2 separate regions of the Mus musculus genome follow, and region 1 is linked to region 2. Evidence: chromatin loops called from intact Hi-C (ENCODE). Cell type or tissue: left cerebral cortex. All regions are shown on one strand. Links, peaks and the distances in the headings refer to the core of each region. The heading gives the core; the rest is flanking DNA.

Region 1 (4,394 bases), core at 279-4,278, 78 kb after region 2:
ACAAGGGCCCTTGGTGTGTCTCTGCCATGTGTAAGAAAGGCAGAAGTGAGGTTCTTAGGTTTGTGGTCAGGCCCTTTCCCAAGGGGGTGGACGGAAAGCAGATCTCGGTGAGATAATGAACCATGAAATAAAGGAAGTTTCGTATGAGAACGAAATGTCAGGTACTGGTCCCCCTTGCCCCACCTTGGAAACTTCTGAACATCCCCCTCTCTGTCCCGCATCAGGAAGAGGCTACTCGCTACTGTCCCGCATCAGGAAGAGGCTACTCGCTACTTGGGGAGTTGTCAGCAGAGGGGAGAGAAGCAAAGAGAGGCAGGGAGGAAGTGGACCAGGAGAGGTAGAGGGTGGCAGGAGACCAAGGGAGGGACCTGTGCTTGGAGGAAGTACAAAGGCAGAGACAGGGGTGAGCGGAGAGGTTAGGGGAGGCCCCAAAGGGTTGTCGGTAACCCTCCTGTTCACAGGAAATCAGACAGAGAGCCAGAGGGATGCTCCTTTCGAAGCTGAATTAGTTAGCTCTGCAGATGAACTTGGTAACATGGGGGCTCCAATTGGAGCCATGTAACTACTGTTTCATCTTTACTAAGGCACTCTGGCTTGGGAGGAGCCCTCCCCTTTCCCCCACCAGGCCTAGTGTCCATGGATCCTGGAAACCTCATTGTTTAGGGGGAACCGAAACTGCCCCAGGGCTGCATGCCTCAGCCGATGGCAGGAAGCAGAACACAGCCTATACCTGAACTACCCAATGTCCCTTTGAACATAGTGGCTTCAAATCTGGGCCATCAAAACCCCCTCCCCCAATTCAGTGGGACGTGTTCACAGGAGAGGGCTGGAGACAGGGACCCTGGGACCAGCCTTAGAGGTTCAGGGAAGGGAATACTGCCCATCTGACCTGTGAACCGTGCAAGAGGTGTCTGAATGATAAGGGCCAAGGGCTGGCACATGGGCAGGACAACAGCTGAAGTGGAGGCCACCTCCATCGCTAAAAGCAGTTGAACACTGACAGGCCACCCTCCACAGCAAATGTTTAAAACATTCTTGCATGAGTCCCTGTTGCCAAGACTAAGTGTGAAGCACTTTTTTTTTTCTTAATGTCGCTTATTTTTGGTTTGCAATTAAACGGGCACGTAAACAAGGTTATAACTCTACCTCCGTGAACTGCTCTTAGGCACCAGCCTACTGATGAGCACAAGCCTGCCAGACAGGAACTTAAACATGAAATTAAGGGGGGCCTCTACTGGATACCTCCCATAGTGTTGGGGGTGGGGTGGGGCTCGTGCATGTGCATAGTGTGCAAGAAGGAGTTTCCTGGGTGATGTGCTGCGCGTTTCCACGGGCTTTGCATGTTGATTATGAGTGAATACTGCTGCCTGTCACTCGTGGTACTACCGTGGGCTTCAGAGCTAACTGTTGCTTTTGCAACTTTTTCCAAGGAGACTGTTGGAGAGCCATTCTATTTGCTGGTGACGACCCTGAACCAGAAAATAAACAAGGGTCCCGTGGACGTGATCACCTGCAAAGCGCTGTACACCCTGAACGAAGACTGGCTACTCTGGCAGGTCCCCGAATTCAACACTGTGGTAAGCTTGCCCAAAGCGCTCCATCCAGACCCAGAGGGTGGGGGTAGGTGGGATGGGGGGAGGGTGGGTCCTCCTGACTGTGGGAGGCCCCGGGGCATCCACATAATTGAAAGCAGTAGTTGATAAAATATTAACACGTGTTCGCATAATAGATTTTAATTCCTTGGGTTGGGGAGGGAAGCGCCGTGACGATGCCTGGGATACTCGTCAATTTCCAAAGGTTTTAATATCGGGATTGCTTATAGCTTTGAACATCGTCAAAGGAAATGCAAACTGCTCCCTATTCGGCACTTATAATTGCAATCAGAATTTCTCAAATGGCTCTGCTTGGGGAAGACAATGTGTGAAGAGATATTTCAACCCAAATTGAGGCCGTCTTATTTTAGACCGATAACACAAGACAAACTTCTCTGTGTTCCCCATGCAACACGACGCCTTCCTTTATTATTTCCATGGATTGGTTACAAATGTTTGCTGTCACGCACTTAATGTACTGTGATCTCATAGATATTTTTAGAGGAATGCTGTAGATCGCTCCAGCAGGGTGACGGGGCTAGGCTGCCTGAGAGTTTCAAATACTGAGAGCTTCCTTTTAACCCATTCTGGCGCCAGCCGCCCTCAATCACCCCCAGAGAAGGAGACAGTACTTCGGGGCCTTTCAGGAGTTTTGTGGCAGAAGCCCCACATGGAACATGTCTTCCATACGGCTCAGGAGCTTTCGAAGCTTTTCCATCATCGTCAACTTGAGGAAAGGCTCTGTAGCTTTGGTTTGACTTTTAGCTCTATGAAGACTCTAGACTTCTTTACCATCTTATTAGTGGACATGGAAGAAGTAGATTCCAGTGGGATTCAGGAATTGCTCACTGGAGAGCTCAGGCTCCTGTGGCTTTGCTCTGGGTGGTGAGTCCTGTGGTATCATTCTAGAAGAATTCACTCCCTAATTGAAGAAGGCACCACTGTGCTATGGACCGTATTATGGTTATGTCATGGCTGTGGGTGAGGAGGAGCCAGGAGATCAGCTGTTTCCAGTTTCTTTCATCTGTGTGTAGCATCCCCATGGCTGTGTGCTCAGCAGAGCATGGTTCCTGTGGATAACTGTCAGCACCTGTGGGGTAGGGCAGTGTTCTCAGGCTTTAGCATGGTGGCACTGTGGCCCGGACAGTGTTAAACACCCATTGTTAGGTGACCCTAGATGCAAGTCTGGGGTATGACTTAGGGTTTGCATTTCTTTCAATTTACTCTTTACAACATTTATTTATTTTTATTTGATGTATATAAGTATCTGCCTGTATGTATGAGTTGCCATGCGGGTGCTGAGAACTGAACTTAGGTCCTCTACAAGAGAAGCCAGTGCTCTTAACCACTGAGCCATTTCTCCAGCCCAGATTTATTTATTTTTAATTACTTGTATGTGTGTGTGTGTGTATGCACACGAATGTAAGTATATATTTGAGAACAGAGGTATCATATTACTCCAAAGATGGTTGTATGTAACCCAACAAGAGTGCTAGGAACTGAATTTGGGTCCTCTTCGAGAACAATGCATGCCCTTAACCACTGAGCCCTCCAGCCTTAGGATGTGCATGGTTAATATTCTCCTCAGGCACTACTTGAGAACTGTTGGCATGGGGGTTAGGAACCTGGGTTCTGGAGCCAGGCAGGTTTGAACCTTGCCTCTCCCACTGGCTAGCTGTGTGACACTGCTCGAGTCTCTTCACTTGCTATGCCTTCTCAGTCTCCCTGACGATAAAGATGATAATCATGACGGCCCATCTCTTGGGGATGTGATAAAGATTAAAAGAGTATCCAGCACACAGGCACACGCATGCATCTGTGCATGCACATTGTCTTAGTTAGGGTTTTACTGCTGTGAACAGACACCATGACCAAGGCAAGTCTTATAAAAAAAACAACAACATTTAATTGGGGCTGGCTTACAGGTTCAGAGGTTCAGTCCATTATCATCAAGGTAGGATCATGGCAGCATCCAGGCAGGCATGGTGTAGGCAGAGCTGAGAGTTCTATGTCTTCATCCAAAGGCTGCTAGTGGAAGACTGACTTCCAGGCAACTAGGATGAGAGTCTTAAGCCCACACCCACAGTGACACACCTATTCCAACCAGGCCACACCTCCAGATAGTGCCACTCCCTGGTCCGAAAATATACAAACCATCACACGCATATACACACAGACATGCATGCCCACATACAGAGGAACATAGTCACGTGGGGATCCTCAGTTTCTTCTCTACTGTCTCCTTTCTCTCCTTATGGTCTTTCCTGCTGCTCATCCACCAAGCCCAAAGCAGTACGTGGCCCCCAGCAGTGTCAGCACCGTGCCTCTGGCTTTCTAGAACTGTGAAGTCAGTCAGTCCCTTCCCTATACAAATCACCCAGCTTCGGGTGAGGCCAGTGTTTGGGTCTAACAAGAGAAGGCAGCCCTCACAGGGGTCTTAGGGATAAAGGTTCCTAAGTAAACGTAGGTTTGGGGAATCCAGCAAGATTTCTTTTCATGAAACACATTGCATCAGACCAGGAAGAGAAGAAAGGAGGTGGGCTGGGGGGAAGGGGAGGGAGAAGTCAGCTGCCCGAAACAACTTTTGAGGTTACGGCGTTCCAGCGCTTTCTGTCTGAGGACTTTCTCTCCCTTTCATTTGGAAGCGTTATTTATTTCACAGTCAATTAGGACCATGTGTTTCTGATTTGTTAGGACTCAACTCATCGTCAAAATGTTACTTGATGTTGAAGAAATTCGTGTCGACTCTTGAATTTTTTCCCCTGTTATAGCCTCTGGGGGAAATGCAATGGAAAATTAAAT
Region 2 (4,394 bases), core at 215-4,214:
CTCTGCCCCCAGACCCGGGAAGGGTCTGGGCCGCAGGGGAGTCTGGGAATACAGTTCTCTCTTGGTATTTTTCTGGGGGTTGGATTCACAACGCCCTCAAAAGTTTGCATATAACCTGTACATATCCTCCCATATACATTAAATTATCTTTAGATTAGTTATGATGCCTGATAGAATGCTTGCCTATAATGCAATACAATGTTAATAGATATAAATCACCCTACTGTATCACTTAGGGAATGAGAGGATTGAAATGCACTGTGCACGTATAGGCACAGTGTTGTTTTCAAATGTGTTCGATCTGCTCTTGGTTGAATTTGCGAGTTCAGGCATCACTGGGGTGAACAGGGATAGCCTTCGGTACTTTGAGAAGTTTCCCACGCTACACCATAACCTAGAACTCGAGATCTGCCATTGGATGCTACTGTGGAGACATTCAGGGCTCAAGTTGACAAATATACTCTTTGTGCTGTATGACCCTCCCCCCAGCCCCCAGTGTTGCTTGTGATTCCATCTAATGGATGCCCTCCTCCTTTTTCAGGTGAGAAGAATTCCTGTTGCAAACTGCAGTAAACGGAAATCCTGTTCAGAGTGCTTAGCAGCGGCAGACCCCCACTGTGGCTGGTGCCTCCCGTTACAAAGGTATTTCCTGAATCTTTTCTCACCAGCTCACATTTTTTTTTTCAGAAAGTGTCATGCGGCCCAACACTTGTTGCCCTACTTTAATGATCCATTCCACGCTGTGACGAAGCAGAGCTCTCCAGGACTGCAATGTACGATGTAACCATAATTCATTCTTAAAGATGGTTCTTGCCATGTCAGTATCAAGTCATTTGACCCAGGCTACACAGGGCCACCCGGTCTGGGCCGTGACTTGAGACGGGAGAGGCTAGTGCAGGTGGGTTTGCTTTTTATTTCCTACCAAGTTAGCCAAGACTTCAGAGAGAGGCAAAAGGTTCGCCCTTGGAGACGATAAAAAGAATAGCAACGTTTGAAATTTTTCAAATGAATCCTCATCATGCCGTGTATTCTGCTCGCTCGGCGGAAGCCTTATTATTAATGGCATTGTCTTCTTGCACACCATATAGCCCTGGGCCTGATGTACAATCTCAGTCTCCAGGCAGAATCTGCCCAGCTTGGTCTTGAATTACGATGTATGCGACCCATCTAGGCTCAAGGGCGACTTGTAGCGGCTTCCTCTCCATGGCAGTTCTTAGCATCGTCGCTGGGACCAGCCTGGTTGGATTCACTGTTGCTATGGTAACCCAGTACTCCAGCTCTCGCTATAGAAGCAAGGAGGAAAGAGCCTTCACTGCAGCTCAGGCAGGAATGAGAGGGGGGAAAAAAACAAGCCACATAGCAGTGGCTGTCAGATTGGTGCTTTCTGTTTTTTAAAGGTGAACACAGATTAAAAATAAAAATAAAAAGAGCAGAGCAGGTAGGGAAAGGCGGAGGGCAGAGCGAAGGGACGGTAGGGGGAATGAAGGGCGATAGAGAAGTAAATTAGAGAGCTCCTGGGGGGGGGTGCGGGGGGGGGGGTAGGGAGCGTGAATGGAGAGGGTGATTATGATGTAAGGGAGAGGCTCGGGAAACAAACTAAAAATATGGAGATGGAATGGATTAAGAGTTCTTCATGGAGGAAGTCACAATCTTAGCTGCTGCAAGAGCTAGGACTGTGGCTGCCCTCCTCTCTGCACCCCCTTGCGGGGGCTCCTTCCCTCAGAATCTCTGGCAGACAAAAGAAACAGGGCCAAGAAAATTCTCATGAATAATTGTAATTGGGGTAGGAGCCTTTTCTTCTTGTCACATGCCCAAGAGTAGACTTGAAGAAATTAACTGATCACAGCCAGTATTATATGGTTGCTGTAGTTCTTTTTTTTTTCTTCTTTTCTTTTTTTTTAAAGATCCATTCCATTTATGTTGCATCTCTGTGTGTCTTTGGAGAGCTCTGGACAGGAGTTCATTCATGGATGGTGGTGACAGTGGTGGTGTTTAAATAGCCGTGACTACTTGTTTAACAAGCTTCAGTCAGGAGTTGGTGGGAGATGCCCAAGTTGGTAATAGAATTTTGGAGTTGGTTGTATTTTGATGGTCCTTTCAGAAGCCTTAATAGTATCCGAGCAGGGGGCAGGGGTGGTGCTAGCTGGAAAGAGATGTTCAAGAGCTGAGTGCTGAAGTACGGGAGCACTCAAGTACTAGAGCACTCAAGTACTATGATGTTTAGAAACAGAAGGGGTGGGGAAAACATGAGGAAGGATCAGAAAGGGGAGAGACAGCGTTTAAGGAAGGAGTGTGTTGCCAGGCAAGGGAAAGGGGGAAGAGAGCAACGTACTGTGCCAGCTCCTGCCAAGGAGGTCAAAGGAAAACGGATCCGTTGGACTAGGACAGGGCGATCGATGACTGTGACAGAGGCCCGTTTTTGGAAGGGTGCTGGAGCTACAAAAGGACAATGAGCAGTGAGTGGAGGAGCTCCTTGGGGGTGTTATGGGGAACGGTAGAGGAGATATGTCGCCGATTCTGAGGCAAAACGTAGACTCCAGACAGTTTAGGATTCTAAAGTTTATTTGTTTTTCATTACATTTTAATTGGGAGTGGGATAGTGCACGTTCCATAGTGTGTGTGGAGGTCAGAGGACCGCTCATGGGAGTTGCTCTCTTCTACCAGATGGACCCCAGGGACCAAACTCAGGTTGTCAAGCTTGACAGGTAAAAGCACCTGCCACGCTATCTCACCAGTCTAACTTTAGAAGGTGTTTTGTTTTGTTTTGTTTTGTTTTGTTTTGTTTTGTTTTGTTTTTGTTTTAACATACATAGAATAATGGTGTCTGGAGCTGAAGAGGTGATGGCTCAGCCCGTCTGTAAAGTGCCTGCTCTGAACGCATGAGGCTCTGAGTTTGTATCTGCAGCACCTGAAAATGTCAGCCATGCTAGTGTATGTCAGTAATCCTAGTGCTGGCGAAGCGGAGACAGGAGGATCCCCGGAAGTCCACTGGTCAGATAGTCCAGTCAAATTGATGAGCTCTTAAGTTCAATGAGAGGCCACACCCTCCCGTAAGCAAGCGCAAACAGGCGCGCGCGCGCATGTGCCCAATCACACTCCACCTACCAGCTTTTTTTGTGTGTGTTGTTGGGGAAAATTCCGGTAGGAAGGAGAGGGGTGGGGGGAAGGAGGGTGAATATTGTGGTGTGTTGTCTTTCAGCAGATGACAGAAAATATGACCTAATCACATCAGTGGGGAGGGTAGCCTCAGTCCAGGATGGGAGGGAAACAGTAGTGTGGACCCCAGAGCTCGTAGAGATAGATCAGACCTCAGGGTATGTCCATATTGCTCGGAACCTTCTTTGTGACCTTAGACCAGCAGGAGCCAGGTGTCTGTGTGAGCCCGGGGAGAGGGAGCCGTGAAATCTGAGGAAGGGAAGCAGGAAGCACACAGGAGCTCAGGTAAAGGACACACACAGAGAGAAAATAGAGTATGGTTGCCTGGCAATATTGGGGCGCACCTGAGGCCGATGATCTTGCCTTTGAAACAGAAAGCATGGGTTTGCTTTGCTCATGTAGTCTAGCTCCAGTCCCATCATGGGAAAGTACGGAGGATAGACTTCAGTTTAGCTAGAGTTTGGGGATAAGTACATCAGGGTGGGGCTATGGGATGACATTGATGTCACCTGTGTGCGGTGGAGGGAAGTAGGGACACACTGTGGATGGGAGACATGAGAGGGGGGAAAACACCACCTGGACTGTGTGGGGGTCAACGCTGAGGCGATACAGGTGTGGAGGTACCGGGAATGGTAAGGTCTACAGGACTGTTACGTCATGGCAGCGAGGGTGGAGAACAAGACTACTGTGTGAGAAACAGGGACCTCTGTGTGTCAGTCGAAGCCACCAGGAACAAGGATGGGCCCACTGGTGAAGAGTAAAGGACAAATTAGTCAAGACCTAAAACTAACTAGTAAGGTGGGTGAGTGTTGGTCCTGTAGGTTTTGTGTAAGGAGTCAGGATGGTATCTATTGCAAACATGAACTTGAACTCTGAGAGATGGTCAGAAAGAGAGGAATTATGTGGAGGAGGGCTGTCAGGCCCAGCTGGGCCACCTCTAGTAAGTTAAAGGAAGCAGCCAGCCCTCTAGAACAGTGGTCCTCAACCTTCCTAACACTGACACTCTTTAATGCAGTTCCTTGTTGTGGTAACCCCCAACCATAAAATTATTTTTGTTGCTATTTCTTTTTATTGTTTTTTTTTTTTTTCAAGACAGGGTTTCTCTGTATAGCCCTGGCTGTCCTGGAACTCACTTTATAGACCAGGCTGGCCTCAATCTCAGAAATCTGCCTGCCTCTACCTCTCAAATGCTGGGATTTAAGGTGTGCGCCACCACGCCCAGCTTTCGTTGCTGTTTC

What was found. A loop is a pair of places that touch in the nucleus more often than their neighbours do. Peaks named below come from ENCODE experiments on the same cell type or tissue, not always from the same donor. Only the 100,000 strongest peaks of a DNase experiment are listed, where the experiment ranks them.
Region 1: it touches region 2 in a loop (1.9-fold over the local background); 4 of 42 quality-filtered maps call a loop at or near these places.

Annotation. Positions count from the first base shown.
Region 1 is chr10:94,824,354-94,828,747 of GRCm38, reverse strand. It overlaps Plxnc1 (plexin C1), which reads left to right. Exons shown (of 31, transcript NM_018797.3): 21 at 1,431-1,577. Among named protein-coding and RNA genes, the nearest start is that of Plxnc1, 120 kb to the left of the region's middle. In left cerebral cortex, for the core only: no CTCF peak of the experiment used is centred there; DNase peaks (open chromatin) are centred at 720, 930, 1,285 and 1,961.
Region 2 is chr10:94,902,713-94,907,106 of GRCm38, reverse strand. Plxnc1 (plexin C1) reads left to right here. Exons shown (of 31, transcript NM_018797.3): 4 at 542-642. Among named protein-coding and RNA genes, the nearest start is that of Plxnc1, 40 kb to the left of the region's middle. In left cerebral cortex, for the core only: CTCF peaks have their summits at 1,437 and 1,719; DNase peaks (open chromatin) are centred at 1,253, 1,668 and 2,113; H3K4me3 peaks cover 1,026 bases; H3K27ac peaks cover 2,016 bases.